2 separate regions of the Homo sapiens genome follow, and region 2 is linked to region 1. A link is a loop called in an ENCODE intact Hi-C map of the cell type or tissue named here. Cell type or tissue: ovary. All regions are shown on one strand. Each heading gives the region's core, and the rest is flanking DNA. Links, peaks and the distances in the headings are about the cores only.

Region 1 (16,944 bases), core at 5,628-13,627:
CTCTCTGCTCAAAGTCATTATTTCCATGATTTAAAACAAAAATCCCTATGTTAGCTTGCAATTCAAGTGGTTTCACAGCTTGGCTCTTCCTAGTCTTTCCAGTTGTGACTGTTGTTATTCCTTTGTATCAATTGCTCTCATAATTTTGCTCTCAGAACTTCTCTTTGTTTGTAAGAATTATTGAGGCCCCCAAAGGGCTTTCTTTTACATTGATCATATCTGTTGATATGTACCATATTTGAAATTAAAACTGAGAAACGTTGAAAAGATTGATTCATTCAAAAATAAACATATTACATATTATCATGAACACCATAGGTTTTATTAAAAAATAAAGATGTTTTCCAAATTCAACAAATTTCACGAAAAGAGCATCACTTTCACATTCGCAAATCTCTTTAATATTTGGCTTAATAAAATACAGCTGCATTCTCATATCTGCTTCTGCATTCAATATGTTACAAACATGTTGTTTTGGTTCAAGTATATGAAGAAAATCTGGCCTCTCACAGATAAGTAGTTGGAACAGGGAGAGAAGTAGTTTAAATCTTTATGGTTAGCTATAGATATTTTTCTACGATACAACACTAATATTCAAAAAATGGTAGTTTCTCAAAGGTTAGCTGCAATGAGGAATCTGTAACCGTATCAATGGTCTTTCCATGCTCTGTTATATTAAAATCCGTTTGGCTATTTTGCATTGTGTGAGGATACTTGTGCATGATTTTGATCTTACAGACTCCCTGACGGGTCTCAGGCATCCCAGGGTTCCTCAGACTGCATTTCAAGAACCACTGCTCTATACGAACTCTCTGTACTTCTCGTTCTAAAATGTACCTGGGATTTTGTTTTTATTCAGGTATGGTGAGGTCAACAGGTCAGGCAGGAGACAATTGTCACTGAAAAAGATAATTTGTTATTCACAGCTCTCAAGAGAAGGGGGCACTCCATTCCATGCAGAGCCACATGGGGAAGCCACCAGGGTCAGTTAGGCAGCAGAAGATGCAAGGAGGAGGCATGGGCAAAAGCCTTTATTGTGGTTTTCATGTGAAGGAATGCGCAAGGCAGGATAAGGAGCTAGGCAGGCTTAGGATTGGATAGCTTGAATAATTTGGGCGGGCTCTGGACTATAGGGGTGGTCTCTAGTTGTCCAGTACCTGGCCCTAGGGTGGCTGAGGTCAGGAGGACACTGCAGGAGTCTGATGGAAGGAGGAGCTGGGGGTGTGGTTGGTTTGTATATCAAAGGCATTCTCAAAGCCAAGTTGTTTGCTATCTCTAGGAATTTGCTATCCCTGAGAGGGGCAGTCCCTCCCTGAATCCACAAAACCCCAATATGTCAAAGCCTCACAAAATATAGAAAATGAAAGACATGATTAATACACCTCTCAGGTTGGTTTAATTACTTTCCCATAATATACCAGATATATTTTTTTTTCACTTTTTTTAAAATTATACTTTAAGTTCTGGGATACATGCGCAGAACGTGCAGGTTTGATACATAAGTATACACATCCCATGATGGTTTGCTGCACCCATCAACCTGTCATCTACATTAGGTATTTCTCCTAATGCTATCCCTTCCCTAGACCCCCACCTCACAACATGCCCCGGTGTGTGATATTCCCCTCCCTGTGTCCATGTGTTCTCATTGTTCAACTCCCACTTATGAGTGAGAACATGCAGTGTTTGGTTTTCTGTTCCTGTGTTAGTTTGCTGAAAATGATGGTCTCCAGCTTCATCCATGTCCCTGCAAAGGACATGAACTCATCCTTTTTCATGGCTGCATAGTATTTCATGGTGTATGTGTGCCACATTTTCTTTATCCAGTCTATGATTGATGGGCATTTGGATTGGTTCCAAGTCTTTGCTATTGTGAAGAGTGCTGCAATAAACATATGTGTGCATGTGTCTTTATAGAATGATTTATAATCCTTTGGGTATATACCCAGTAATGGAATTGCTGGGTCAAATGGTATTTGTGGTTCTAGATCCTTGAGGAATTGCCACACTGTGTTCCACAATGGTTGAACTAATTTACACTCCCACCAACAGTGTAAAAGCATTCCTATTTCTCCACATCCTCTCCAGCATCTGTTGTTTCCTGACTTTTTAATGATGGACATTCTAACTGGCATGAGATGGTGTCTCATTGTGGTTTTGTTTGCATTTCTCTAATGACCAGTGATGATGAGCTTTTTTATGATTCATATGTTTGTTGGCCACATAAATGTCTTCTTTTGAGAAGTGTCTGTTCATATCCTTTGCCCACTTTTTGATGGGGTTGTTTGTTTTTTTCTTGTAAATTTGTTTAAGTTCTTTGTAGATTCTGGATATTAGCCCTTTGTCAGATGAATAGATTGCAAAAATTTTCTCCCATTCAGTAGGTTGCCTGTTCACTCTGATGACAGTTTCTTTTGCTGTGCAAAAGCTCCTTAGTTTAATTAGATTCCATTTGTCAATTTTGGTTTTTGTTGCTATTGCTTTTGGTGTTTCAATCATGAAATCTTTGCCCATGTCTATGTCCTGAATGGTATTGTCTAGGTTTTCTTCTAGGGTTTTTATGTTTTTAAGTCTCACGTTTAAGTCCTTAATCCATCTTGAGTTAAGTTTTGTATAAAGTGTAAGTCAGGGGCCCAGTTTCAGTTTTCTGAATATGGTTAGCCTGTTTTCCCAACACCATTTATTAAATAGGGAATCCTTTCCCTATTGCTTGTTTTTGTAAGGTTTGTCTAAGATCAGATGGTTGTAGATGTGTGGCATTATTTCTGAGGCCTCTGTTCTGTTCCATTGGTTTATATATCTGTTTTGGTACCAGTACCATGCTGTTTTGGTTTCTGTAGCCTTGTAGTATAGTTTGAAGTCAGGTAGTGTTATGCCTCCAGCTTTGGTCTTTTTGCTTAGGATTGTCTTGGCTATATGGGTTCTTTTTTGGTTCCATATGAAATTTAAAGTAGTTTTTTCTAATTCTGTGAAGAAAGTCAGTGGTAGCTTGATGAGGATAGCATTGAATCTATAAATTACTTTGGGCAGTATGGCCATTTTCATGATATTGATTCTTCTTATCCATGAGCATGGAATGTTTTTCCATTTGTTTGTGTCCTCTCTTATTTCCTTGAGCAGTGGTTTGTAGTTCTCCTTGAAAAGATCCTTCATATCCCTTGTAAGTTATATTCCTAGGTATCTTATTCCCTTTTTAGCAATTGTGAATTGGAGTTCACTCATGATTTGGCTCTGTTTGTCGATTATTGGTGTATAGGAATGCTTGTGATTTTTGCACATTGATTTTGTATCCTGAGACTTTGCTGAAGTTGCTTATCAGCTTAAGGAGTTTTTGGGCTGAGACAATGGGGTTTTCTAAATATACAATCATGTCATCTGCAAACAGAGACAATTTGACTTCCTCTCTTCCTATTTGAATACCCTTTATTTCTTTCTCTCACCCGAATGCCCTGGCCAGAACTTCCAATACTACGTTGAATAGGAGTGGTGAGAGAGGGCATCCTTGTCTTGTGCCGGTTTTCAAAGGGAATGCTTCTAGCTTTTGCTCATTCAGTATGATATTGGCTGTGGGTTTGTCATAAATAGCTGTTATTATTTTGAGATACATTCCATCAATACCTAGTTTATTGAGAGTTTTTAGCATGAAGTGCTGTTGAATTTTGTTGAAGGCCTTTCCTGCATCTATTGAGATAATCATGTGGTTTTTGTCATTGGTTCTGTTTATGTGATGGATTATGCTTATTGATTTGTGCGTGTTGAACCAACCTTGCATCCCAGAGATGAAGTTGACTTGATCGTGGTGGATAAGCTTTTTGATGTGCTGCTGGATTTGGTTTACCAGTATTTTATTGAGGATTTTCGCATCGATGTTCATCAGGGATATTGACCTGAAATTTTCTTTTTTTGTTGTGTCTCTGCCAGTTTTTGGTATCAGGATGATGCTGGCCTCATAAAATGAGTTAGGGAGGAGTCACTCTTTTTCTATTGTTTGGAACAGTTTCAGAAGGAATAGTACCAGCTCCTCTTCGTACCTCTGGTAGAATTCGGGTGTGAATCCGTCTGGTCCCGGGCTTTTTTTGGCTGGTAGGCTATTAATTACTGCCTCAATTTCAGAACTTGTTATTGATCTATTCATGGATTCAACTTCTTCCTGGTTTAGTATTTGGAGGGTGTAGGTGTCCAGGAATTTATCCATTTCTTCTAGATTTTCTAGTTTATTTGGATAGAGGTGTTTATAATATTCTCTGATGGTTGTTTGTATTTCTTTGGGATCAGTGGTGATATCCCCTTTATCATTTTTTATTGTGTCTATTTGATTCTTCTCTCTTTTCTTCTTTATTAGTCTGGCTAGTGGTCTATCTATTTTGTTAATCTTTTCAAAAACCCAGCTCCTGTATACATTGATTTTTTGAAGGTTTTTTTTTTTTTGTCTCTATCTCCTTCAGTTCTGCTCTGATCTTAGTTATTTCTTGTCTTCTGCTAGCTTTTGAATTTGTTCGCTCTTGCTTCTCTAGTTCTTTTAATTGTGATGTTAGGGTGTCAATTTTAGATCTTTTCCACTTTCTCTTGTGGGCATTTAGTGCCATAAATTTCCCTCTAAACACTGCTTTAGCTGTGTACTCGAGATTCTGGTATGTTGCGTCTTTGTTCTCATTGGCTTCAAAGAACTTATTTCTGCCTTAATTTCTTCAGTTACCCAGTAGACATTCAGGAGCAGGTTGTTCAGTTTCCATGTAGTTGTGAGGTTTTGAGTGAGTTTCTTAATCCTGAGTTCTAATTTGATTGCGCTGTGGTCTGAGAGACTGTTATGATTTCAGTTCTTCTGCATTTGCTGAGGAGTGTTTTCCTTCCAATTATGTGGTCAATTTTAGAATAAGTGCGGTGTGGTGCTGAGAATGTATATTCTGTTGATTTGGGGTGGAGAGTTCTGTAGATGTCTATTAGGTCCGCTTGGTCCAGAACTGAGTTCAATTTCTGAATATCTTTGTTAATTTTCTGTCTTGTTGGTCTGTCTAATATTGACAGTGGGTGTTAAAGTCTCCCACTATTATTGTGTGGGAGTCTAAGTCTCTTTGTAGGTCTCTAATAACTCACTTTATGAATCTGGGTGCTCCTGTATTGGGTGCATATATATTTAGGATAGTTAGCTCTTCTTGTTGCGTTGATCCCTTTACCATTATGTAATGCCCTTCTTTGTCTTTTTTGATCTTTGTTGGTTTAAGGTCTGTTTTATCAGAGACTAGGATTGCAACCTCTGCTTTTTTTAACTTTCCATTTGCTTGGTAAATATTCCTCCATCCTTTATTTTGAGCCTATGTGTGTCTTTGCACATGAGATGGGTCTCCTGAATACAGCATACCAGTTGGTCTTGACTCTATCTAGTTTGCCAGTCCATGTCTTTTAATTGGGGCATTAAGCCCATTTACATTTAAGGTTAATATTGTTATGTGTGAATTTGATCCTGTCATTATAATGCTAGCTGGTTATTTTGCCCATTAGTTGATGCAGTTTCTTCATAGTGTCGATGGTCTTTACAATTTGGTATGTTTTTGTAGTGGCTGGTACCAGTTTTTCCTTTCCATATTTAGTGCTTCCTTCAGAGCTCTTGTAAGGCTGGCCTGGTGGTGACAAAATATCTCAGCATTTGCTTGTCTGTAAATGATTTTATTTCTCCTTCGCTTATGAAGCTTAGTCTGGCTGGATATGAAATTCTGGGTTGAAAATTCTTTTCTTTAAGAATGTTGAGGCTGAGCGTGGTGGCTCACACCTGTAATCCCAGTACTTTGGGAGGCTGAGGCAGGTGGATCACGAAGTCAGGAGCTCGAGACCAGTCTGGCCAATATGGTGAAACCCCGTCTCTACTAAAAATAGAAAAATTAGCCAGGCAGGGTGTTGCGTGCCTGTAGTCCCAGCTACTCGGGAGGCTGAGGCAGAAGAATCGCTTGAACCCAGGAGGTGGAGGTTCAGTGAGCTGAGATCACGCCACTGTACTACAGCCTGGGTGACAGGGTGAGCCTCCGCCTCAAAAAAAAAAAAGAAGGTTGAATATTGGCCCCCACTATCTTCTGGCTTGCAGGGTTTCTGCTAAGAGATCCACTGTTAGTTTGACAGGCTTCCCTTTGTGGGTAACCTGACCTTTCTCTCTGGCTGCCCTTAACATTTTTTCCTCCATTTCAACCTTGGTGAATCTGACGATTGTGTGTCTTGGGGTTGCTCTTCTCGAGGAGTATCTTTGTGGTGTTCTCTGTATTTCCTGAATTTGAATGTTGGTCTGTCTTGCTAAGTTGGGGAAGTTCTCCTGGATAATATCCTGAAGAGTGTTTTCCAACTTGGTTCCATTCTCCCCATCACTGAGGTTAGGTCTTTTCACATAGTCCCATATTTCTTGGAGGCTTTGTTCATTCCTTTTCATTCTTTTTTTTCTAATCTTGTCTTCATGCTTTATTTCATTTAGTTGATCTTATACCAGATATATTTCGAACCCCTTCCTTTTATTAACTCTGTTAATCCCCGTATTTGTTTTACCTCTTTGAACTCTTCTCATTCATCAAAGACTGAACTCAAAGCTCCTCTCTACTTTGAAGCCTTCCCTGACTAATAATTTGGTATTTAACTAATCATACAAGGTTTTGCAACACCACTTGAATTATTGTTCGGTGTTATTTCTCTTTCCATTGGTGTAAACCCTGTCTCTCCAACTATAGTGTCCATTTCTTAAGATCAGCAACCTCATTTTATACTGTTTGATGCTATTCTTATCTTCCAGAGTGTCTGTCTTTACTCTCTGCAGGTGTATAAACCTGCAGCATCCCTCCGGAAAAAGCCTCTAGTTTCTTGCCCTGTCTTGTCTCATACTAGTTTGCCAGCCTGCTCTTTGTCTCCTTGCTCTTGACTTGTTGACCAGTCTTCTTTCTGTAGTCTTTCCCTCTGGACTAGACAGATGCCTACTTTTGCTTCTTTGGTGCTGCCCTTGCCTCTACTTCTCAGCAAGAGTCTGCACTTGTTCCTCAGATCACATTTCTACTGGCTCCTGCACATCTCCTGAGATCTTTCCTCAACTTTCCTTTGAGTTGTGGGAAGGGTAAAACAGACACAAGGCTCTGATTATTGTAGACCTTGTATACATGTCTGTAAAATTATAGCTTCAAAGTCCTTTGAGTCATATTGTTTCCAGTGATTCGAAATCATTTATACTTGATTGTGTTGCTTAAAAAATCAGGCCGGGCACACACCTGTAATCCCAGGACTTTGGGAGGCCAAGGCAGGAGGATCACTTGAGCCTAGGAGTTCCAAAACCAGCCTGAGCAACACAGTGAGAACGTATCTCCACACACACACAAAAAAAAGTTTAAAATTAATTGACCAGCCATGGTGGCACATGCCAGTAGTCCCAGACACACAGGAAGCTGAGGTGGGAGGACTGCTTGAGCCCAGGAGGTTGAGGCTGCAGTGACCCATGATCGCGTCACTGCGCTCCAGTCCTGGTGACAGAGCAAGAGCCTGTCTCAAAAAAAAAAAAAAAGTTAAATGCTCTGAAGAGCCTCTTCTGTGTTCCACTCTCTTTGCATGTCTTAAGAACATTAAGATAATTTGTGAAAAATATCTAAACACTTTGTTTTCATTGTCTTGCATGTCATGCAAATCTTTGCATAAAAAAACCTGAAAAGCCATCTCAATGTTGTTTGATTTGGCTAAATGAGTGGTACTGGACAGATTATTATGAAACAGATATTAACACCTCATGTCGTCATAACTAAAAAGTGTCAACTACAGATTATGGTGGAGTACTTTAAAACTATCCTTTTCTTAGCTCTGGCCCAATATCACAGCCTGATTTGTATTATAGTTAGATTAGATGTAGTCAAAAGGCTTTTGAAAAAAGGTATTTGGGAACTAGCTAAAGCAGAGATATATTTTTCATTTGTCTTGTTTGTTTGTTTTGTTCCGTTTTGTTTTCAAGACACAGTCTTGCTCTGACATCGTTGCTTGAGTGCAGTGGCATGATCTTGGCTCACTACAACCTCCTGGGTTCAAGTGATTCTTATGCTTCAGCCACCCCAGTAGCTGGGACTACAGGCACATACCATCCCACCTGGCTAATTTTTATATTTTTAGTAGAGACGGGTTTTCACCATGTTGGCTAGGCTGGTCTCGAACTCCTGGCCTCAAATGATCCTCCCATCTTGGCTTCCCAAAGTGCTGGGATTACAGGCATTAGCCATTGTGCAGGGCCCATTTTTCTTTTTTTTTAAGCCTCCAGATCCCTTTATGAACACAAAAATCACAAACATTTTATTTTCTAACTGAAGCCAGAACAGGGAATACATGTGTTGAGTATTTGTGTGGTAAAGTCATTCATTTGTTACACTTAGGGTTTCATTTTGCCATTTCTCTAACCAGGGATGGGCCTGGATTCTACTAAGGTGCTAATGAATTTACAAAGCAATGGTTGTTCTCATTTTGAGTAAGTGGAATAAGGAAGATGGAATATGGAATCTTATGACTGAAGGTTAGTCCTAATGGAGTAATTTTGTTGTGTATTAAGATTCGCAAACAGGATATTTAGGTGAATACAGCAATGTACTTAATTCCATGTGACATCTGCTTTCAGCATCTCAGGTTTGGCTCTACCACAGACCATGGAGATGCTTTGTTGAAAAACACTGTCCTCTATTTTTTCCTAGCAACTCATTACGTATATATCATCTATACATTGATCTTAATATTCTTTGAAATTAGCTGGATGCAGTGGCTCACACCTGTAATCCCAACACTTTGGGAGGTCAAGACAGGAGGATTGCTGGAGCCCAGGAGTTTCAGACCAGCCTGGACAACATAGTGAGATGTTGTCTCTACCAAAAAATTAAAAAATTGTCTATTTAGTATATATTTAGTATATAAGCCATTTTAAAAGAAGCTTTAGGCCGGGCACGGTGGCTCGCGCCTGTAATCCCAGCACTTTGGGAGGCTGACGTGGGCAGATCATGAGGTCAGGAGTTCGAGACCAGACTGGCTGATATGGTGAAACCCTGTCTCTACTAAAAATACAAAAATTAGCCAGACGTGATGACATGTGCCTGTAATTCCAGCTACTCCAAAGGCTGAGGCAGGAGAATCGCTTGAACTTGGGAGGTGGAGGTTGCAGTGAGCTGAGATAGCGCCACTGCACTCCAGCCTGGGTGACAGAGCAAGACTCCATCTCAAAAAAAAAAAAAAGAGGTAAATGTTAGGATAACTAAAATTTACTACTCTATAGCATATATTGCCTTAAAGTGATGTTTTAAATGTCAACTTATGTTGTGCAATTTGGATTATATCTGTCTTTAGTGCACCACCCAGATAACTGCTTTTCTCTGCACATGTGCAGAAATGAAGTTCTTGTCATAGTAGACATAATAAACATTTGCTGAATGACCAGCACGCGTGAAATTAAGTAGAAATAAATACCTACCTTTACATTAAACTATAAAGGAGATAATTTATTATATTATGATAAGAAAGATTAAGTGAATATTAATTTTTAAGATAGCACATCCTGGTTTATTGACATTCACTGGCAAAATGAATTATTCAACATATGAATTTTTACTAAACACTGAATGTAGAATATATAACAATTTGGCACATAATTGGCATATTATAATGGCATATTACTGACATGACCTTATAAGGCAATGCTTTTATTTTTGGCCAAATTAGGATCCTGAAATTTGTTTCAATGTTTGCCTCTGTTTTGTACTTCTAGGCCGTTCAGTCGATTCTGGGAGTGAAGCACTGTTGCCACCTACTGTGAAGAGTGCGGTAATGATGATGACAAAGGAAAATGAACAGAGAGTAATAATAGAGTTTTAAATAAATTATGAAGTAAAAATTAAGCGGATCCATCCATACAAGTTACAGTACTCTTGAACTGAATTGCCAGTAAAAATAGTTACTGAATAGAATGAACCAGGTCTGCTAGGAGTCCTGTGAAGCCAGGCCTTTGGAGCTGTGGGAATTTTTTTTTTTTAATAGATGGGGTCTTACTATGTAGCCCAGGCTAGGCTCAAACTCTTGGGCTCAGTGATCCTCCCCTGTAGCTGAGACTACAAGAATGCACCACCATGCCTGGCTAAGGATCTATGGGCTTTTAAGATAGCCTTCCTTGAAGTTTTTGGTTTAGGGATTTTTTTATTTTTATTTTTTTTTGAGACAGGGTCTCGCTGTATGGCCCATGCTGGAGTGCAGCTGCGTGATCACAGTTCACTGCAGACTTGACCTCCTGCAGGTGATCTTCCCACCTCAGCCTCCAGAATAGCTAGGACCACAGGTATAGGTCACCATGCCTAGCTGAAGGTTTTTGGGTTTTTTTAAATACACACGTGTACACACAATTTCCTGAATTTGTACATTTTTTTCCCTTCAACTCTTTTCACCTAACCAATCAATTTTATTATCATTTCTGCTTATGTTTTACTTTCCCATATTACCTTTTTCATAAGCTGATTTCCAAAATGACTTTTTTCTAGATGGTCTATACATAGCTTCTCTCTCTCTTTTTTTCTTTCTAAAGATTCAAACTCCAATTTGTAACAATTTAGTTTGAGATAATAGTTCTCAATTACAATCAGAAGTATTCCCAACATCAAATTTGTTGGACTAACTACCTCAACTGGGCACTAAAATATAATTTCCAGTGGGTACAAAGCAAAATACCATTACTCTACACTTGGCCTCCACATGGAATTCCCCTTATTCCTATGTATTCTCTTCCATTAACTACTTTTATAAATCATTTTCTCCTTGCCTGAATATGAGTCACTGAGGGCAGTGATTACGTTATTTTCATGCCTCCCCTCTAATCAACCCTTGCCCCTACTGCTAGTATTTTGGACATGGTAGGTGCCCAATATTTACTAAATAAAGTGTGAAAAGCGTAATGCCTCTGAAAAAAATGATTTTATTCATCATGCAGGAGTGAGAGAGATAAAGTAACACAATGTAGGAAATAAAAAAGTAATAAATGTTATTAGATAACTGATCAGGTGCTCTTTGTTCCTTTCAGCCAACTTCTAGACAATGGTAGCAGGAATTGGAAGGCAAGAGGAATGGATAAGAGAAGTAAAGGACAGGTAATCACTCAAACATTGGGTTATTCAGTGTGTTTTAGTCATGTTAGGCTGCTATAACAAAGTACCACAGACTGGGTGTCTTATAAATAACAGCAATTTATTTCTCACAGTTCTGGAGGCTGGAAGTTGTAGATTGCTGTGTCAGCCTGGTCAGATTCTAGAGAGGACACTCTTTTGGTTGCAAACTGCTGACTTCTCATTGTGTCCTAACATGAAGTAAAGAGAGCAAGAGAGGTTTCTGGCCTCTTCTTATAAGGGCACTAATTCTATTCATGAGGATTCCACTCTCATGACCTAATTACCTCCCCCAAATCCCACTTTCAAATACTATCTTACTGGGAATTGGATTTCAACATGTGAGTGTTGGGGAGACACAAATCAGTGTTTAAGTATTCTAAGTAATGGGCTAATTGGTCTTGAAAGGGAGGACACAGAATTAAAAGCCACAGAGATCCTGATACTGTGCTCTTGGGAAGTTCCAACAATCACACAAGATAGGTTAGAAGAATATTAAGTGCTAACCAGTGCAATGTTGACCCATGTTCAATAAAAGTTTCAGAAACGTGAAAAACATGTAGATTGGGATCAACTGAGGAATATTTCTGGAGAAGATGGGCTGTTGAATGGATTCTTAAATTTCCAGATGTGAAAAATGAAAAGAGATAAAAGATGAAGATAGGTGAAAGAAGTAAGCATGCATTTTTGGAAAGTGAAATATCATAAAGCAAATAACAGAGATGGAAGACACTCCTATTTCTCCTTGAACTGATTTTCAAGTATGGTGTAGAGCACTCTATTACACTAGCTACTAGGCAGCCACATGTGGGTATTTGCATTTAAAATGAAATAAAATTAAAAATTAAGTTCCTCAGTTGCAATAGTTACATTTCAAGTGATCAACAGTCACATATGCCTGTTGGTATTTGTATTGAGCAATGCAAATATAAAACATATCCGGCCGGGCACGGTGGCTCATGCCTGTAATCCCAGCACTTTGGGAGGCCAAGGTGGGTGGATCCCAAGGCCAAGAGATCGAGACCATCCTGGCCAACCTGGTGAAAGCCCATCTCTACTAAAAATATAAAAAGTTAGCTGGGCATGGTGGTGCGTGCCTGTAGTGCCAGCTACTCGGGAGGCTGAGGCAGGAGAAGTGCTTGAATCCGGGAGGAAGAGGTTGCAGTGAGCTGAGATCGCACCACTGCCCTTCAGCCTGGCAACAGAGCAAGACTCCTTCTCAAAAAAAAAAAAAAAAAAACAAAAAAAAAACAAAGAACAAAAAACACATCCATCATCGCAAAAAAGTTCTATTGTACTATAGTGAGTGCTATTGAGTATTTACTATACAAAAAGCTCTCATAATCCCATTTAATTTTCACGGCAACCTTATAAAGTATATAGTAGTCAGGTGTGGTGGCTCATGCCTGTAATCCCAGCACTTTGGGAGGTTAAGGCGGGCAGATTGCTTGAGCCCAGGAATGCAAGACCAGCTGGACAACATAGTGAGACCCCATCTCTACAAAAAATACAAAAATTAGCCAGGCATGGTGGCATGTGCCTGTAGTCCCAGCTACTTGGAGGTCTGAGGTGGGGGGATCACTTAAGCCCCGGAGGTCAAAGCTGCAGTGAGCTGAGATCACACCACTGGGTGTGACAGAATGGGTGACAGAATAAGACTGTCTCAAAAGATAAATAAATAAATAAAGTATTTTTAAATTTAATATATTTTATTTATATTAAATGTTTTATATTTTGAGACTCTGTCTCCAAACACAAAATAAATAAATAAATAAATAATAACGTATATAGTTAAAGGGCCAGGCGCGGTGGCTCACGCCTGTAATCCCAGTACTTTAGAAGGCTGAGGCAGGTGGATCACCTGAGGTCAGGAGTTCAAGACCAGCCTGGCCAACATGGTGAAACCCTGTCTCTACTAAAAATACAAAAAGTTAGCTGGGCGTGGTGGCGGGCGCCTGTAATCCCAGCTACTCAGGAGGCTAAGGCAGGAGAATTGCTTGAACCCGGGAGGCAGAGGTTGCAGTGAGCTGAGATCACGCCATTGCACTCCAGCCTAGGTGACAAGAGCGAAACTCTGTCAAAAAAAAAAAAAAAAGAAAGAAAAGAAAGAAAACTGAAGTCCCTAAAACTTAAGTATTTGTTCAAACACAGCTGTGATTTGAAATTTTATGTGACTCCAAAAACGGAAGCTTTAAGCTATAGAAAATAAGCCTGTTAGATAGGGAAAAATGAGTCATTTACCAGAGACAGTGACACCCCAGCTTGACCTTTTTATGGCATGTAAAATCCAGTAGACTCTCAAGGAAGAGAACAAAATTACAAAAGTGGTATTTCAGGATATTAAGTAGACTGTTGTGTGCAGGGGTAGGCTAGCCCACATGATTTCTTTCGATGACTAGAAAAAAAGCCTCCCTGTCTAGGAAGGATGCAGCCTTATGGGTATTTAACTTAGTTAACAGAGCACGAAGTAGACTCCAGCCTCTTCTCACTCCCAAGTTTGGGCACTCTCTTTTAAAACGAAGAAATTGGAAGGCATGGAGGAAATGGAAGCCTGTGCTATAATGGAGGCAATGCCAAAAGAAAGAGAAAAAACAGCAAAAACAAAATTTGAAAAAAGAAATCCAAAAAATTAAAAATTTAATTAAAAAATTTTTAAAATGGCAAAATCAGAGCAAAGTCAGAGTTTATTCCAAGGTTTCCAGTATGCTGGTCTAACACACTGCGGCACTTATAATAGAAAAGTGATAGAAAGGGCTGGGTGTGGTAGTGCATGCCTGCAGTCCTAGCACTTTGGGAGGCCAAGGGGGGCAGATCACTTGAGCCTACGAGCTCAAGACCAGCCTGTCCAACATGGTGAAACCCTGTCTTTACTAAAAATACAAAAATTAGCTGGGCGTGATGGCATACGCCTGTAGTCCCAGCTACTTGGGAGGCTGAGGCAGGAGGATCACTTGAGCCAGGGAGGCAGAGGTTGCAGTGAGCCAAGATCGTGCCACTGCACTCCAGCCTGGGCAACGAGCAAGACTCCATCTCAAAAAAAACGAAAAGCAAAAAAAACCACACACACAAAAATTAGCAGGGCATGGTGGTGCATGCCTGTAGTGCCAGCTACTCAGGAGGCTGAGGTAGGAGCATCTCTTGAACTCGGGAGGTTGAGATTGCGGCGAGCTGAGATTGTGCCACACTGCACTCCAGCCTGGGTGACAGACTGAGATCCTGTCTTAAAAAAAAAAAAAAAAAGAGAGAGATAGAAGAAAGGGAGCTGATTTCTGGGTTCTAATCGGGCATGGAAGCTTAGAAGTCACCACTCCTATCCACACAAGGAAAACAACTGAACAAAGTAAAAATCAATAACTCTTTTTAGATCCATCAGAGAATGTAAGATACAATAAATCTTTCTGAGTTTCTCTTCAAGGGTTTAGCCTGTTAACTTCCTTATCCTTTGTTCTCAAACTCAGCTTTCTTGTTCTTCCTTGCCCCTAGTTACCGTAAACAGCCTACCCACTTCCCGTCAGCTCTAATCAATAACTCACATCTGTTCCCGTGTTACCTGTACCAATTGTTCCCCCAAAACTGCACATCCCACACGCTCCACCTCTGTACCTCACATCCCCCTCCCCTTCTATATTTAGGAAAATATGTACAAGTAGCCAATCGGGTCAGCTCAGATTGTGCAGTCTGACCTCAGCCCATGGAGGAGTGACACAGAGATAGGGACTGCATTAAGGATAAAAACCCCCTGGTCTCCTTTGTTCTCTGTGCTCCTGTGATCTTGATTGACCCAAGTGGCACCCTTCTGCAGAAGTAAATTGCCTTGCTGAGAGAATTAAACTTTTGCCTGAGTGCTGGTTTTACTTCACGGCACCAAGCGTTTATTTCTGGAGCATTTTATACCCAGTAGAGAGCTAAGGTCACAGGGCAAACTACTGCCCTCAAAATTGGAGAGATAGATAGATACAGAGGATCACAATTTATTGGAGGAAACCCACGAGCAGAAACGTCCTTGGGGACCAGTGGCTGGGGTAGGAAAACCTGAACTGCCACTGACAGATTGCTGGAGGCTCAGTGTAGACAAGTCTGAGAGTTAAAAACTCCATGGGGGCCTAGTTATTGGAGGGTCCCCACGGTTTTGTGAGTTTTACCTCCAGGAATTCAATCTGGTTCACAGTAAGAGAAATCACTGTGTGTTTCTGGAAGGGGGAGAGGAAAAGAAATTATTCTGAATAATCCCACAGAATTATGTTCTTAAAGAACATCCTCAAGAGAAACTATCTGACCCGAGCCTAAGCAATTAGGGTTTTACCAGAGCCTAACCTAGCTGGTGGAAGGGAAATTCTCAACTCTAGCTTCCCCTAAGCCTTCTTGTCTCACCAAAACTGGAGACTGGGGATGGGGAGGTAGGTAGGGGGAGAGGGACAGAAAGCACCTGTGTTTTTGTTGTGGTGGTGGTGGTTGTTTTGTTTTAGATAGGGTCTCACTGTGTCGCTCAGGCTGGAGTGTAGGTGGTGCGATCACGGCTCACTACAGCCCTCATCTCCCTAGCTCAAGCGATCATCACACCTCAGCTTCCCAAGTAGCTAGGACTGCAGGTGTGCACCACCATACCCAGCTTTTTTTTTTTTTTAATTTATTGTAGAGACAGGGTCTTGCTATGTTGCCCAGGCTGGTCTTGAACTCTTGAGCTCGAGTGATCCTCCCACCTCAGTCTCCCAAAGTGCTGAAATTACAGGCATGAGCCACCACACATGGCCAGAAAGCACTTGTGAAGTTCATAGCAGAGGCACAGGCTCACTAAAGAATTGAGACCTACTCTCAGACCTTATTTAAGTCTCAAGAACCCAAAGACAACAGAGGAGACAAAAACAAGGAAATCAGCCTTTGACACTTAATGCTATAGCAAGCAGTAAACACAGCCTAATCCCTAGCCAAATAAACATAAAACCTCATACTAAAGGCCTGTTTGCTTCAGTTCCTTTTACCCAGTAAATGTTGTCCTGTTTTCACAAAAAGACAACACTTAACAAAAGACAAAAAATGCAGTTTGAAAAGACAGAGCAAACATCAGAATCAGAATCAGGTATAGCAAGAATGTTATTAGAATATGTATAATAGAATTATCATACAAGGAATTTAAATTAACTATGATTGATATGTTAAGGGCTGTAATGGAAAAAAATCAACATTATGCAAGAACAGCTGGGTAGTGTAAGCAGAATGATAGAAACTCTAAGAAAGAATCAAAAGGAAATGCTAGAGATAAAAAACACTAACAGAAAGGAAGAATGTCTTTGATGGGCTCCATCAATAAACTTCAGAGACAAAGAATCTGAGCCTGAAAAAATGTCACAAGAAACTTCTAAAACTGAAAAAAAAAAAAAAAAAAACTTCTAAAACCGAAATGCACAGAGAAAAAAAGAAAAAATCAGATATCCAAAAATGGGAGGAGAATTACAAAAGATGTAACATATACATAACAGAAATACCAGAGGGAGAAGAAAAGAAGAAAATTTGAAGCAACAATGACTGAGAATTTCCCCAAATTAACGAAGGATACAAAACCACAGATCCAGGAAGCTCAGAGTACACTAAACAGTATAAATAACAAAAAATCTGCACCTAACCATAATCATGTTCAATCTGTAGAAAATTGAAGACAGAAAATCTTGAAAGAAGCAAAAAGGAGAAAAAAAAACCACAATTTGCCTACAGAGGAGTAAGGATAAGAATTACATTAGACTTCTCTTCAGAAATTGTGCAAGCAAGAGAAGAGAAAAGTGAAATATTTAAGGTATTGAAAGAAAAAAAAAAACCACTCACC
Region 2 (16,944 bases), core at 4,290-12,289, 550 kb before region 1:
CCCCTTTCACACATCTGAGCTGCCTTTGTTTTCTCATTCTATCCCTAGCCCAGGAATCTCCAATTGCTAAAAGTTTTTAAGCTGTATAAGCTTTGTTTGGAGTTACTATCAGTTAGTTCTTTATCTGGAATCAAAAGATCTTAACACTAAACCTGAAACTTGGAAAACAAAACAAAACAAAAAAACAAGCAACACCGTATTTTATTAACTTAAAAAGCATTTCCTTTTTAGAAACGTAAAACTACATTAACTTTATTATATCCTTTTGTCCTAAAAATTACTTGTTAGAAATTGCTGAAGAGCAGACAAAGTTGATTTCAATGAACTTGACCATTGTTATTTAAGAAATCAGGGTTAGAATTTTAAAGAGAATGCTTCCCTAATTTCACTTCTTTGCTATGTCTCTCCTTAAGGAAAAAATAACACACATGACTTTGCCTCTTACTTTTTACTCTAAAGTTCTTTATAACTTTCTCAATTCCCTTTTCATTCACCAAGATTTACAGAATACTCGGTATCAGGTATTAAATTACATACAGGAGATAGAGAAATTAGTAGGGCTGGATGCGGTGACTCATGCCAGTAATCCCAACACTTTGGAAGGCTGAGGCAGGAGGATGGCTTGAGGTCAGGGATTCCAGACCAGCCTGAGCATATAGGGAGACATTGTTTCTACAAAAAAAATTTTGGCCAGGCATGGTGGCTCACGCCTGCAATCCTAGCACTTTGGGAGGCCAAGGCGGGTGGATCACTTGAAGCCAGGAGTTTGAGACCAGCCTGGCCAACATGGTGAAACCCCATCTCTACTAAAAATACAAAAACTTAGTTGGGTGTGGTGGCCTGTAATCCTAGCTCCTCTGGAGGCTGAGGCAGGAGAATTGCTTGAACCCAGCGGGTGGAGGTTGCAGTGAGCCAAGATCATGCCACTGCACTCCAGCCTGGGTGACAGAGTGAGACTATCTCAAACCAACAAAAAAAGGAAAAAAAAAAAGAGAGAGAAATGAGTAAGGAGTCAGTACTGCCTTCGAAGATAACAGAATCTTGTGACGTAGTAGATTGTTTTGCAGGCAGTATTACTGGAACATAAAGGAGCCATTCAGCTTGTAGAAGGGGAGAAAAAATTCCAAAGAAGAGCTAATACCTGAACTAAAATTGAGTATGAGGGATTTAGTGTTCTAAACACCTAACAGTATGCGCAGAAGCAAGAGACAATGGAGAGAATAGGAAGCTCAATTGTTTAATATGATCAGAATGAAAGACCTGGAAAGCTAGCTCTCTCCTCACTGGAGTTTAGTCATGGCTGTACTAGTCACAGAACTATTTTAACCTACCAGAAAATCTAATTCTCAATCTTTAAAATGAGGATAATAATTCCTTTCATTAGTGTTCTTATTAAAACTAAATGAGATAATATTAACAATTAGTTGTTGGCTGGGCGTGGTGGCTCACGCCTGTAATCCCAGTGCCTTGGGAGACTAGGCCAGGAGGATTGCTTGAGCTCAGGAGTTCAAGACTGTCCTGGGCAACTTAGTGAGACCCTATCTCTACAAAATAAAAATAAAAAATTTAGCCAGGCATAGCAGCACTCGCCTGTAGTCCCAGCAATTTGGGAGGCGGAGGCAGGAGGGTTGTTTGAGCCCAGGCAGTTGAGGCTGCAGTGAGCCATGATTGTGCCACTCTGCACTTCGGCCTGGGGCAACAAAGCAAGACCTCAAAAAAAAAAAAAAAAAAAAAAAAGAAAGGATAAAATCTCAGGATAAATAACAATTATCCAAGAAAAGATAACTGGCAACTTGTGGCAGGCCATGGTCAGACTTCCAGCTCAAAAAACCTTAAGAAAAGAAAACCTCTGACACTATGTCTGCTTTATCATCTGACGTATCTGTTGCTTTAGTAAACTTACACTTACTGCCTATGAGGGTACCATTATTTTTACTCCATTTTAGAGATGAGGAAGTTATAGCTTGGATATACTAACTGACTTGCTCAAATGTCCTTCTGCTAGGGTAGGTTGGATTTGGAAGCTACCTCTCCTGACTTCAAGACCCTTTTTAATTATATCAGGCTGCCTCTGGTAATTTATAGGTTGTTAAACAAACAAAAAGGGTTCCAAGTACAAAATTGGCAAGCACTGTCTCTCAAGTATTTCTTGTCAGTATTGCTCTGGGCATATGGACACTTGTCCCTCTTCAGCTACTCATATATAACACTGTAAATAGCACAAGCAAGAGCAGCTGGGCAAGGTGGCTCATGCCTGTAATCCCAGCACTTTGGGAGGCCGAGGCAGGTGGATCACTTGAACCCAGGAGTTCGAGACCAGCTAGGGCAACATGGCAAAACCCCGTCTCTATAAAAAATACAAAAATTAGCCAGATTAGCCAGATGTGGTGGCGCATGTCTGTGGTCCCAGCTACTCAGCAGTCTGAGGTGGGAGGATCGCTTCAGCCCAGAAGGCAAAGGTTGCAGTCACCCAAGATCATGCCACTGCTATCTAGCCTGGGCAACAAAGTGAGAACCTGTCTTTAAAAAAAAAAAAAAAAAAAAAAAAAAAAAAAAAGGTACAAAGCAAGCACTCATTAGCTGTATCACTTTATGGAAACAATAAAACCAATAGTTAATACAATTTCCTAGAGGATTTTGTTATATCTATGCATATCTCCATTCAGAACAGTAATGAAATATATCTTACACAATATGCATGTACTTTAACCCTTTACTTCAAGAAGCCGCGGTGCAATGCCATCAATATATTCATTAATAGTGACAGCACTGTAATTGATGGCTCTGAATAGTCCCCAGATAATGAGATTTCATGATACTCAAATATCAAGGCCAAGTTCCTGAACCATCTCTTTTGTCAGTAGCTTTTCTCTCCTACTGCAATTAGCCATCTGACATCTGTTTCATTAGTTCATGGCAATAAAGAATCTGATTCGACAAAGAGGCAGCTCTCCAAAATCTGTATCAAAGAGTAGTAGAGTCAATTCACTGTGCTCAATGTTAAATCTAGTCTGCATGGAAAAGAAATTTCTAATTTGAATACTAACTAACCCACTGTTTTTGACCTCCAAGGCTTATATATATGCCCAAGTTAAGAACCTGTAACACTCGTATATTATTTTATGCTAAAGATGTCCACATATACTTATTTCCAAGGAGGGAAAATCAGTGCTTGTATTTAGTTATGAGGATAGGCTAACTGTATTAAAGAAAACTGAGTGCTGCTGGAAATTTCAAATTTCAAGCAATTCAAACAAAAATCAACTTGTTCCCTTTTCTTGAATTGCATATTATGATTCAACTGTTTTATTTGTTCTCTATCTTCCTAACCCTCAATGTGAAGACGTCAGAGAAAAACCCTAATAACAATATTTTAAAGACCCAAACTAATGTTGAATAGAAAAGTAACATTATAATACAGGATGCCAATACTGAATCCTGAATGTTCCAGGAAATTCACATGTCAAAGTATTTTACTATCTGCTGCTCCCTACTACAGTTAACAACACACTCTCACACACAAATGTTAGCATCTAATTACATACAGAACGCTTTACATAGGAAGTAACACATGTAAAAGAGTAATAGATCATGTTACTCTCTAAAATAGTTACTAAAAACAATTTACCAAAAATTAATTCAAACTAAAATTAACTTGTTCCCTTTTCTTTCTCACTTACAATTTATTTTGCAGATTCCAGATTGCATTGTAAGGCAATACAATTTTTTTAAACAAGGATGCATATAAATAATGTTACATTAAATAAAAATTAAATTAAAAGCATGTTTTCTAAAATTGAGTGTCTGGATATTTATCAAATGTTATTTGTGGTTGGAAGAAGAAGAAATGGAAAGATGGATAATTCATAGTGATCAGACAATAAAGATTGATAGCATGAGGAAGGTAGCAGATACCCGCTGATTTGTATATTAACTGTGAAATAATGCAAATTCCCAATCTAATCTCATAGATTATATTTTAGCAGGCATTTGTGAAAAAAAGACACCACTCTTTACCTTGGCATATGCCTAGAAATCATGATATAACACTAATAACTGAAGTTTCCCTGCATTTTGGCCATGAACCCTATATCAAATAAGCCATAAATACAACCAATAATATATCTAAAGAGAAGATACCAAACTTCAAATTTCTCTAAAAATGTAAGAGTAAATTCATGCTGACTTCTATAAAATAGACATTCAACTGTGTCTTCCAATCTGCCTAGGAAATGCACAAATGTAATTATTCAAAGGACACCTGAAGAATACTGTAGCTTAAAACTGAGTCTAGTTATGATAAAAATATAATAATTTTGTTTGACTTCTGGTAATTCAAAATGACTATCTGTGAGATGACTTTGAAGGTTTTGGTCTCTTTTAAAAGCTATCTAGGAAAATTTTAAATCATGCCTTTCAAAAATATTTTTAGCATAAACATAGATGTTCGAGGTCATTAAACTGAACAGAGTTATACTCAAGGTGGAGATTTCTTTTCAAAACAATTCAATCTATGCCTCAAAAAGACTCATGTTCACTTGTAAGATTCAGGATAAGAAATCTCTTAGCATAGAAGTCAACTGAAGATTTAAGAACTGAGACATGCTCCAAAAACTACAATGCTGTGACTGCAAGACATGCTATTTCTATAGCATTTCTCAAAACAGAGAGAAAATTATTTAAAATCAGTTTCTCACTGGATGATTCAACAATCCAAGCTTTGGATTCAGATATCCAATTCACCAGAAATCTTACTTTTATATACCTTTGATCAGCATAAGCTTGCAATTTGAAATTTCCAGCAGTACTTTATTTCCATTTATATAGTTGAACTATCCTCACAACTTTAAATACAAGCATTGATTTTTTTTCCTCCTTGGAAATAAATATCTATGGATATCTTTAGCATAAAATAATAGTCCTATTAAGGAGCTTCCTTGGCATAGTAACTCCCTTCACAATGATTTCAGCTACGGAAATCATTACATGCTAGGGGCGCTTGCCACTTTACTCTGTATGCTTAGGTTATACAAATTAACTAGACTTAAAATTAATAAACCAACTTTACTTGCCAAGAATGACTTATTTTGGAATCCCCAGGTTGTTTTACATTCCTACAATGTTAATGTCCTACTGTGAAGGTTATTTGAGTATATGCTGTTAAATTTGACGTTTGATCTAAATAGTGAACATTTTTTCATGTCAGCAATACGACCCATCACTCATGTTATCATTTTTCCACTAAGCTTATTACTATAGAGTAACATTTCTATCCTAGATGTGACATTTATTATCAGAGTGGTTTTTATTTCTAGCACACTGAATAACTATTAACCTGCAGCTACATACTTTCACCACTAGATGAAGCTTGAGCATAGGTGATGTGAACCGTGGAGTGCAGTCTTAAAGTGGAATACAGGTACTAGGAGAAAACAATGGAAAAGACAGAGAAAGTCTTTTGATTTAGCAATACTGTGGGGGCAAAACTGCCACATAGCAAAAGCTCAGAGTGCCTGTTAATTGTCAATAAAATGATGCTGTTTCAATTAGTGAAATTCCTCCTATTGATGATGAATTTCATAATGCAGAGGAGGTAAGTTAGCTAGTATGGTGAATAAAAATAAACAGTCAGTTGCAAACTATGTTACTTGCAAATTACTTGACTTTGTGCAAGTGGCTTAAACTTCTGAGACTTGGTTTCTTCATCTATTAAAAAATGGAAACACCAGACTAATAGTAACACCTACGAGATGGGTGGCTTAGGAGGGCATTAGTTCCCCCATAATGTTTAATAGGACTCTCTTAAGACATCCCTAGAAATCCTAGAATATTAGCTTAAAAGGTAGACTTGTTCAGGAAAATGTACTGTAAGGCACAGCTGGTATCCATAACTAACATTTTCCCAATCAAGAGGACTTTAAAGTTCTGCTGCCAATGGCCAAGCCTAGAATGAACCCCAAAGTTCTTTTTTTTTTTTTTTTTTTTTTTAAAGAGCGTATCTTGCTCTGTCACTGAGGCTGGAATGCAGTGGCACGATATAATAGCTCACTGCAGCCTTCAACTCCTGGGATCAAACAATCCTTCTGCCTCAGCCTCCCAGTGGCTAGGAATACAGGCTCATTTCACCACACCTGGATACTTTTTAAAATTTTTTGTAGAGGCAGCATCTCACTATGTTGACTAGGATGGTCTCAAACTTCTAGGCTCAAGCCATCCTCCCACCTTGGCCTCCCAAAGTGCTGCGATTACAGGCATAAGCCACCATGCCCAGCCCACGATTATCTTTAGAGTTCTAGCTTTTCTTTGCATGCAGTATTTTTCCACGGGTAGGTAACATAGTTAGATGCATTAACTCCTGAAAACTATAATTAAAGCTGATAACCAAAATGTTAAAATACTGACTATATATACACTGTTACATTTGTCTCTTGGAAATCACTCACAAAACCCAGACAATGAACAGGGAAAAGTGATGAGAAATGAACTGGAGATGTTGAGTAGGTAGTGTAGAAGAAGCAGGATAATGAATTATAACATAGTGAAACATGGGAATGCCTATTTAGATATTCCAAAAAATCTAAACTTACTGCCTCTGCCTCTTGTTCTTTAACACTGTTAACAAACCTTTAATAACAACCAAAACAAGACTTTCCATCCAGTCTACTGGATTAAATACACAAAGAAAAGGATAGCTTACTAATTGACAAGTTTATATATGTGATATTGCACTATACCTTTTGACTTAGCGAAGTTTACAAATACATGGAACCATCTTTCCAAAAAATATGCCTGTTGAAGTCCATTAAGTACCTATCTGGAAATATATCTTGCAAAGTTCTCTATCTTGTATTTCCTAAACATCTTGTGCTTACGTAAAAGTGAAAATTGCTAAGATTTATCTAATATATAACAGTAAACATAAAAAATTTGAATAAAGGAAAATGCTTTTATTTCTAATCTCAACCTCTTCTTATGAATTATTGACCCAAACTGATGATTTCATTAAATATGTCACCTAATATTTACTAAACAGTAATAAATGTTACTTTTTTTCTTCCTCTGAGGGGTTTGTTTCTAAGGAAACACAATTGATAGTCACAGTAAATATGGTCTTCTCAAATGGTTTTCCCACTTCAACTATTCTGTTAAAAAAAAAAAAACCCAGGTACTTAAGTCTGCAGAGATAGCAAAAGACTACTATTTTAACAAACCAGTTATATATGATTTATTTTACTCTCTTACAAAAAAGTATATACATTGTGATCCCAATTTCAATTTTTAAAATATGCATAAAGAATGGAAAAATATATGTTAAAATGTCAGCAGTAATTTTCCTTGATTATTTCCATTTTTCTTTTTCTTTTTTGGAATTTTCAATAAAGAATCTGAATTACTTTTATATAATTAGGAAAAATGCTTACATTAATATTATTGCTTATTTTAGGTGATAAAATACATAACCTGTCACAAAGATATTTTTATAAAAGTATGATGTCGCATATTGATAAAATATATCAATTTGATTTTGAAGAAAATAAAAGTCTGAAGATTTCAACTTTCTCAAAATGTGGAGAAGTTGTTTCCCTGTACAAGGACTCACTCTACTGGTGACATAGAGAATATACTTAATCTGACATTTCTGAAATAACGGCATATTTTCCATAAACACTAGAGGGCAGGGTTTTGACTATAAAACAACTTCATTTGTATTTGTGTGTGTGTGTAAATATTTCACTTATATTTGGGTATATATATCATTTATATTTGTATACATGTACACATTATTTTGTACAAATACAAAATGTATATACACATTATTTTGTATAATAAACTCCTGGGCTCAAGCAATCCTTTTGCCTCAGCCTCCCAGTAGCTAGGACTACATAATATATATATGCATTATTTTGTATTTATACACATTTATAATGTGTATATATTCTATTTATATACAAATATATACACATACACAAATATATATACACATCTAAATTTTGTATGTATAGAAATGAATGTGTATATTTTATATTTTATATTTTGTATTCATTTGTGCATACACAACATATATTTTATATACATTTCAAAACCATTTTTAGATTTATTAATAAGTACATAATCTAAGGCTCTAATATGACACCATTTCATATTAAAACTGGATCACTAGGCTGGGTGCAGTGGCTCATGCCTGTAATCCCAGCACTTTGAGAGGCCAAGGTGGGCAGGCTGCTTGAACTCAGGGTTTTGGGACCAGCCTGGGCACATGGCAAAATCCTGTCTCTACAAAAAATAAAAAAATTATTTGACATGCTGACACACCTACAGTCCCAGCTTATTAGAGGGTGGAGGCAGGAGGATCACTTGAGCCTGGGAGGTGGAGGTTGCACTGAGCCAAGATCATGCCACTGCACTCCAGCCTGGATAACAGAACCAAACCAGACCTTGTCTCAAAAAACCCAAAAACAAAAAATGCTAATTACTAATTGATATGGTTTGACTGTGTCCCCACCCAAATCTCATCCTGAATTGCAGTTCTCATAATCCCCACGTCATGGGAGGGACCTGGTGGGAGGTAATTGAATCATGGGGGTGGTTACCCCCATGTGGCTGTTCCACTAATAGTGTGTGAGTCTCTTGAGACCTGATGGTTTTATAAAGGGCAGTTCCTCTGCACATGCTCTCTTGCCTGCTGCCATGTAAGATGTGCCTTTGCTCCTCCTTTGCCTTTTGCCATGATTGTTAGGCCTCCCCTGCCATGTGGAACTGTGAGTCAATTAAACCTCTTTCCTTTATAAATTACCCAGTCTCAGGTATATCTTTATTAACAGTGTGAGAACAGATTAATACAGTAAATTGGTACCGGTAGAGCGGGTTGCTGCTGTAAACATACCTGAAAATGTGGGAGTAACTTTGGAACTAGGTAACAGGGAGAGGTTGAAATAGTTTGGAGGGTGCAGAAGAAGACAGGAAAATGTGGGAAAGTTTGCAACTTCCTAGAGACTTGCTGAATGGCTTTGACCAAAATGCCGATCTTGATATGGACAATGAAGTCCAGGTTGAGGTGGTCTCCAACAGAGATGAGGAACTTATTGGGAACTGGAGCAGCAAAGGTGATTTTTGCTATGCTTTAGCAAAGAGACTGGGAGCATTCTGCCCCTGCTCTAGAGATCTGTGGAACTTCGAACTTGAGAGAGATGATTTAGGGTATCTGGTGGAATAAATTTCTAAGCAGCAAAGCACTCAAGAGTTGACTTGGGTGCTCTTAAAAGCATTCAGTTTTGGCTGGGTGCGGTGGCTCACGCCTGTAATCCCAGTACTTTGGGAGGCCAAGGTGGGCGGATCACGAGGTCAGGAGATCGAGACCATCCTGGCTAACATGGTGAAACCCCGTCTCTACTAAAAATACAAAAAAAAATTAGCCGGGCGTGGTGGTGGGCGCCTGTAGTCCCAGCTACTCAGGAGGCTGAGGCAGGAGAATGGCATGAACCCAGGAGGCGGAGCTTGCAGTGAGCCAAGATCACGCCACTGCACTCCAGCCTGGGTGACAGAGCAAGACTCCATCTCCCAAAAAAAAAAAAGCATTCAGTTTTATTCATTCACAAAAACATGGTTTGGAATTGGAACTTATGTTTAAAAGGGAAGAAAAGCATAAAAGCTCAGAAAATTTGCAGCCTGACTATGTGACAGAAAAGAAAAAACAATTTTCTGAGGCAAAATTCAAGCCAGCTGTAGCAATTTGCAGAAATAATGAGGAGCCAAATGTTAATTGCCAAGACAATGGGGAAAATGTCTCCAGGGCATGTCAGAGGTCTTCCCAGCAGCCTCTCCCATCACAAGCTGGGAGGCCTATGAGAAAAAAATGGTTTCATGGGCCTTGCTGCTTTGTGCAGTCTCAGGACTTGGTACCCTGTGTCCCAGGCGTGGCTAAAAGGGGTCAATGTACACTGTTGCTTCAGAGGGTGCAAACCCCAAGCCTTGGTGGCTTACATGTGGTGTTGGGACTGCAGGTGCACAGAAGTCAAGAACTGAGGTCTGGCAACTTCCACCTAGATTTCAGAGGATGTATGGAAACGCCTAGATGTTCAGGTAGAGGTGTGCTATAGGGGTGGAGCCCTCATGGAGAACCTCTCTGCTAGGGCAGTGCAGAAGGGAAATGTGGGGTGGGAGCCCCCACACAAAGTCCCCACGGGGGAACTACCTAGTGGAGCTGTGAGAAGAGGGCCATCAGAACAGTAGATCCACTGACAGCTTGCACTATGTGCCTGGAAAAGCTGCAGACTCTCAATGCCAGCCTGTGAAAGCAGCCAGGAGGGAGGCTGTACCCTGCAAAGCCACAGGGGCAGAGCTGCCCAACATCATGGAAACCCACCTCTTTCATCAGTGTGACCTGGATGTGAGATACGGAGTCAAAGGAGATCATTTTGGAGCTTTAAGATTTGACTGCCCTACTGAATTTCGGACTTGCATGGGCCTGTAGCCCCTTTGTTTTGGCCAATTTATCCCATTTGGAATGGGTGTATTTACAGTGCTTGTACCGCCATTGTTATCTTGGAAGTAATTAACCTGCTTTTAATTTTACAGGCTCATAGGCAGAAGGGACTTTCCTTGTCTCAGATGAGACCTGGGACTGTGGACTTATGAGTTAATGCTGAAATTTGGGGGACTGTTGGGAAGGCATGATTGGTTTTGAAAGGTGAGGACATGAGATTTGGGAGAGGTCAGGGGCAGAATGACATGGTTTGGCTGTGCCCCACCCAAATCTCATCTTGAATTGCAGTTCCCATAATTCCCATGTGTTGTGGGAGGGACCGTGTGGGAGGTAATTAAATTATGGGGGTGGTTACCCCCATGCTGCTGTTCTCATAATAGTGAGTGAGTTTCACAAGATCTGACAGTTTTATAAAGAGCAGTTCCCCTGCACAGTCTCTTGCCTGCCATCATATAAGATGTGCCTTTGTTCCTCCTTGGCCTTCTACCATAATTGTGAGGCCTCCCCAGCCATGTGGAACTGTGAGTCAATTAAAACTCTTTCCTTTATAAATTACCCAGTCTTGGGTATGTGTTTATTAGACAGCATGAGAACAGACTAATACATTAATAAATACATGGAAAATTGAGGCCCTTTATTAAATTGATTCTAATTTAATACAAAATGCAAAGATAATTTTTTTTAAAATTAGTTAAATGCCCTCAGAATAGCAGATCTTTAACAGAATACTAAAACCTTCTCTAACCCCAGAGGCTTCTTACACTTATAAGGTTAATGAATCGTGACAGTGGTAAAAGACAACATGAAAGGGAAAATGATAATCCAGGGAGAGAGAACAGCAAGAGTAAAATCATGACTTCTCAAAATTGCATAGTTTATGAGGGGGATGTCAAGCTAATCTGGTATGTGACTACAATATAGGGTGCAGTAGGGAAATAGCTGAGGTTGGAAAAGTAGGGTAGGGTCATTTGGGGAAGGACTGTTCTGCTATACTTAAGAGTTGGACTTTATTCTGAAGGCAACAGGAAAGCTACTGAAGGCTTTTAACCAATAGAGGGCTGTGACTGTATCTCTTTTTGTTAATGGAAAGACAGCAGTTCAGTTGCACCTTGGTATCCACTGGGAGATTGGTTCCAGGATTCCCACAAACACCAAAATCCATGAATGTTCAAGTCCCTTATATAAAATGGCATGGTATTAGCCTATAACGTATGCACATCCTCCCCTATACTTTAAATCATCTCTAGATTACTTATAATGCCTAATATAAAGTAAATGCTGTGTAAATAGTTGTCTATACTGTTTTTTATTTGTATTACTTTTTATTGTTGTATTGTAATTTTTTTCCCAAATATTTTTTATCCATGGTTGGCTGAATTCAAGGATGTGGAGCCCATGGATACAGAGGGCTGACTGTATATAGAGTGAATTAGAAGAGTGAGAACTTAGAGGACAGAAGGCCAAGAAGTCAAGTACACTAGCCTTAAATAGTACAAAAACAGTGAAAATGCAAACAGGAAGCATTCTAATGACATTTAAAAAGTCAGGAAGGACTGGACTTGGTGAATAGACAAATACAATGAATAAGAATTTCAAGCTCTGGTGAGTGAAATGGGTGGATATTGATGGCTTCAAAGCAAAGACAGAGTTTTAATCACTCTAAGTGCAAAATGCTTTCTGAAATCTGGGTAGCAAGGTCTATTAAACAGCAAGAAATGTGTGGCTAGAATTCAGGGAAGTGAGATATAAATAAAAGGAAAAAATACGATTACTTTTTTGGTGATTTTTTTGAAACGAGTCTCATTACCCTAGACTTATACCTGTTATTAAAGTAAACTTCTAATTGAGTGGTACCCATGTAAACTACGGGATGGCATTGTAATGTTAGGCTTAACTCTTAGTCAATTTAGATTATTGTTTATCCACCTCAAAAACACATAACTAAAATTTATTGGAAAGCATATGACTTACATTTCATATACACATAGGGATTAAAACACTAAAAATGTATACATATACATAATACACATATATACAAATTCACATTTCATTTGAAGTCGAGCCAAAATTTTAAAAGATATGAGACAAAAAAAATTGGGAGTTTACTAATAATGAAGGCCAGTAGTACCAATGATTATTAATAACTATACTAGCACAATTTTGATTTTATAAAGTCTCTCAAGTAAATGTTTTTATCTCTACAACCTGTCCATGAGGTAGGCTAGACCTGGTAGTAACAATAGTAAGTATTAGAATAACATACATAAATTTAATATAATTTAGTTTCTTGTCTTCATGTCCTCCCCAAATTTCCAGAATAAACTAGAGATCTTAGATGTTCTTATTTCGGAATTTATATTTAAAATTGGAACTTTCCTGGCATGAATAAACTAGGTTAGAACACTACTGAATTTTCTAAAATTCTCTGAAACATGGAAAATATAGACCAAAGAAATTTAATACTGTTCCACTACGAAAAGCATCCAATCTGGTCTAGACATATAAATTGGGTACCATAAATGTTTGCTAATTATTACACAAAGTTAAAATCCTAAGGAAAAGTCCAATCCAATTATTATGTTCTTGTAAGTCTGACCATGTGTGAACCTAGTAAAACTTTCAAATTGTTGGTATTAATTTTGCCTTTATAAACTGTTTTAAATCAAATTCTATTCCAAAAGGACAAATAGCCATCAAAGGTTCTTACTTGTGAAATAAGCCCCTGAATTTCAGTTTTTAGAAAAAAAAGCATTATCTAGATATAGAATTTTAAATATTATTCTCATGTATCTAAAGGCTGAGCCTACAAGCTGAAAAGTCCTGTTATTAGTGCTTTATAAAGACTGAAACCTCAACATACCTCACGATCAGCCTCTTGCTTCTGAGTATTTTAGTATTTTCAAGAGTTGAAATGCATTTAAAAAAGAAACAGGAAACAGGAATACTTACTTGAACCTGGCAGGTGAAAGAGGAGTAGGAGGAAACATTCCTGGTTCAAAAGAATCAAAGTAAGTCACTGTCCAAGAAAAGCTGCAACAGGAGAATCCAGCAGTTAGGGATATTATAAGTAGAGTCCAGAATCCTTAACAGGAAAAGAGAGGGGAAAAAGTACATTATTAACACCAAAACAATTTAAATTAAACCAGTACTCTCATGTTCAGATCATGTATATTTCTCATCTTCTAAATTATATGGATCTGATATTTTAAGAGATTTGAACTTATTGCAAGCTAACTTATGTAGAAATAAGTGTACATTACTAAAGCACAACTAGAAGTCATATCATTGAATATTTTAATTAAATGATAATACGTGGGAAAAAAGGGTAAATTCAACAAGAACATAACATCTTCAGTTTTATAAAATTCAACTACAGAAAACATGGTCAAAACATTTCACAAGACTCTTAAGATGTCTTGAGGCCAGACAAGGTGGCTCATGCCTGCAATCACAGTGTTTTGGGAGACTGAGGTGGGAGGATGGTTTGGGGCCAGGAGTTTGAGGTTGCAGTGTGCCTAGATTGCACCACTGCACTCCAGCCTGGGAGACAGAGTGAAACCCCGCTTCGAAAAAGAAAAAAAGTTCATCAGATTTTTCATTTAATTTCATAAATCATACCTTGCTATCTTTATTATTTAGTACTAAGTGATTCCTTTCATTCCACGCCATGCACTTTTGAAACTTGCCTCAATTTGGGGGTATCCCCTCTTTACAGTTTTCTTATGAACATTATAAACCTATTCTGATTCTTTAACCTTGCTCAGTATATGAACAAAAGTTGACTCCTGATTTACAAATGTGTGGGACCTTAGATTTTATTCGCACTGAGTTTGGAACTGTATTTTCTCACAGAAGTCAAGTCAAAAGAACAATATTATAATGGACTTAAGGAAAAACGGTTGAGAAGAATAGGAGGCATAAAGGGAAAAGAAAGGAGTAAGCTAATTTAAAGGTTTTTGGATACTATTCATAACCCATTAATAATAATAAAAGGATAATGACTTCTTCTTGTGGTTATAGGAAGACAGGAAATACTGATATTTAAGTGGTCAACTCCCTTTAGTAAGAAGTACAGCTTTATTTTGATGTCAAGTTTTCAAAAATTTTATAAATTAACTCACTTATTCACCCACTCAATCTATATTGAGGGGCTACTATGTGTTGGTTATTGTGCTAGGTAATGGGGATATAGGGATGAGCAAAATAAAAAAGATTGCTGTCTTCATGAAGTAATTCTAGTGGGATAGGAAGATAATAAAACATGTAAGTAAATTAACAAGATAACTATATATTGTGATAACTATTTTGAATAAATAAGATGTTACCACTTTAAGGAGGTAACATCAGAATTCAGATGGAAAATGTAAGCATATTTTTCTTGGAAGAATAATAGTTAATTCTAAAATTGACATGAAATAATAAGCAAAAATAGAGACTAGTCCAACCAAATATTGAAATAGTATAGGAACTGAATACCTAAAACGGTGTGTACTGATATACAAATAGACGACAGGGCCGGGCGTGGTGGCTCATGCCAGTAATCCCAGCACTTTGGGAGGCTGAAGCAAGAGGATTACTTGAGGCCAAGAGTTTGAGACCAATCTGGCCAACACGGTGAAACCACCTCTACTAAAAATACAAAAATTAGCTGGGCATGGTGGTGCATGACTGTAATCCCAGCTACTTGGGAGACTGAGGCAGGAGAATCACTTGAATCCAGAGGCATAGGTTACAGTGAGCAAAGACAGCACCACTGCACTCCAGCCTGGGTGACAGAGTGAGACTCTTTCTCAAAAACAAACAAACAAACAAACAACAGAACGAAGCAGAACACAAGATTCGGAAGAAGGCCCAAATAGATTAATAAAAAATGTTACTAATTCAATGGGGTGACCACTTACAAAAAGGAAAAGAAGTTAGATCCATACCAGATACCCTATACCAGACTAAATTCTAAAACGTACCAAATAATCTAAATATAAAGTTGTAGAAGCAATCATTGGAAAAACTGGAAAAGTCATTTATAGCCTTGGAGAGATAAAGACCTTTCTAACCATGATACAAAAATTCAAGACTCATATAAGACACAGAATTTCAACTATATACAGTCAGCCCTTCCTATCCACAAGTTCCGTATCTGGAATTCAACCAACCTTGGATGAAAAATATTTGGAAAAAAAAAAAGTAACAATACAACAATAAAAATAATGCCAATCAAAACCAATACAGTATAACAACTATTTACATAACATTTACATTATATTAGGTATTAGAGAGAGTAAATGGGAGGATGTGCATAGGTCATATACAAATACTATCCAATTTCATATAAAGGACTTGAGGATCCAGATTTTGGTATCCAGAGGGGGTCCTGGAACCAATTCCTCATGGATACTGAGGGACAACTGTATATAGGTAAACACACATATTACTATATATGCATAGCAAAATAAAATGTCAAATTGAATGACAAAAAATTTTTAAATAAAACATACCTTTGCAACTTACAGCATAAGGGAAAATTTCCTGCTAATACAGATAATTCCTAGAAGCCAATAAAAAAAAAGACCAGCAATCCAAAATCCAAATATAAAGTTAAATGCAATTGCAGAATAAAAACTACAAATGTTAAAACATGAACAGATGCTCAATTCAATACCATTAATAATCAGAGAAATTAGGTATCATTTTTTCATCAACTGACAAAAATCAAAAAGTTGGATAACATTCTCTGATGCTGAGGCTGTGAATAAACAGAAACTCTTCATGCATGGCTGTTTTGGAGAGTAAATTGTTTTAATTTCTATGGAGAGCAGTTTGGCAGTATCTGTTAAAATGATGCACATATATGTTCTTTACTCCAGTAACTTTATATGTCTTTAGGACAATATATCTCTGTATATTATAATATACAATTTTATATATATATACCTTTGTATATTATACAAACCTGTATAAAATGATGTATATACAAGATTGTTCTCTGTAGCTTTGTTCATAATAACATAGATTGAAAACAACCTAAATTATCAGTAATGAAGGTAAAGGATTGGTTAATTAAGTACATCCATACAATAGAATACTATGCAGCTATAAAAATGAATGAGGAAGCTCTTTAGGTACTGATATGGAAAGATCCTGAAAATATACTGGTGAGCTGAAAAACTGAAAGTTCAGAACAGCTCTATGCATTTGTATAAATAAGGGGAAAATATGTATTATACACATACATATATACATATGTTGTATATATGAAGAAATGTATATTGTACTTAGATATTTTAAAAAATTTCTGGAAGGATGTAAGAATTTAACATTGGTTCTCTGAGGAGGGAGGAAAGAGTGGTTGGGAGAAAAGAGTAAGCCTTTTCAGTCTATACTCTTTTACACTTTTTGAATTTTGACCCATATGACTATTCTACCTATTCAAAATAGAACTAAGTAAATTTGTAAAAAATAAA

The links. A loop is a pair of places that touch in the nucleus more often than their neighbours do. Peaks named below come from ENCODE experiments on the same cell type or tissue, not always from the same donor. Only the 100,000 strongest peaks of a DNase experiment are listed, where the experiment ranks them.
Region 2: it touches region 1 in a loop (7-fold over the local background); 2 of 110 quality-filtered maps call a loop at or near these places.

Annotation. Positions count from the first base shown.
Region 1 is chr2:152,182,925-152,199,868 of GRCh38, reverse strand. It overlaps LOC105373689 (a long non-coding RNA gene), which reads right to left. Exons shown (of 3, transcript XR_923477.3): 2 at 16,944; 3 at 9,182-9,199. Among named protein-coding and RNA genes, the nearest start is that of STAM2, 16 kb to the right of the region's middle. In ovary, for the core only: a CTCF peak has its summit at 9,787 (motif pointing left); no DNase peak of the experiment used is centred there.
Region 2 is chr2:152,731,615-152,748,558 of GRCh38, reverse strand. ARL6IP6 (ARF like GTPase 6 interacting protein 6) reads right to left here. Exons shown (of 4, transcript NM_152522.7): 3 at 13,433-13,565. Among named protein-coding and RNA genes, the nearest start is that of ARL6IP6, 21 kb to the right of the region's middle. In ovary, for the core only: CTCF peaks have their summits at 5,286 and 7,655 (motif pointing right); no DNase peak of the experiment used is centred there.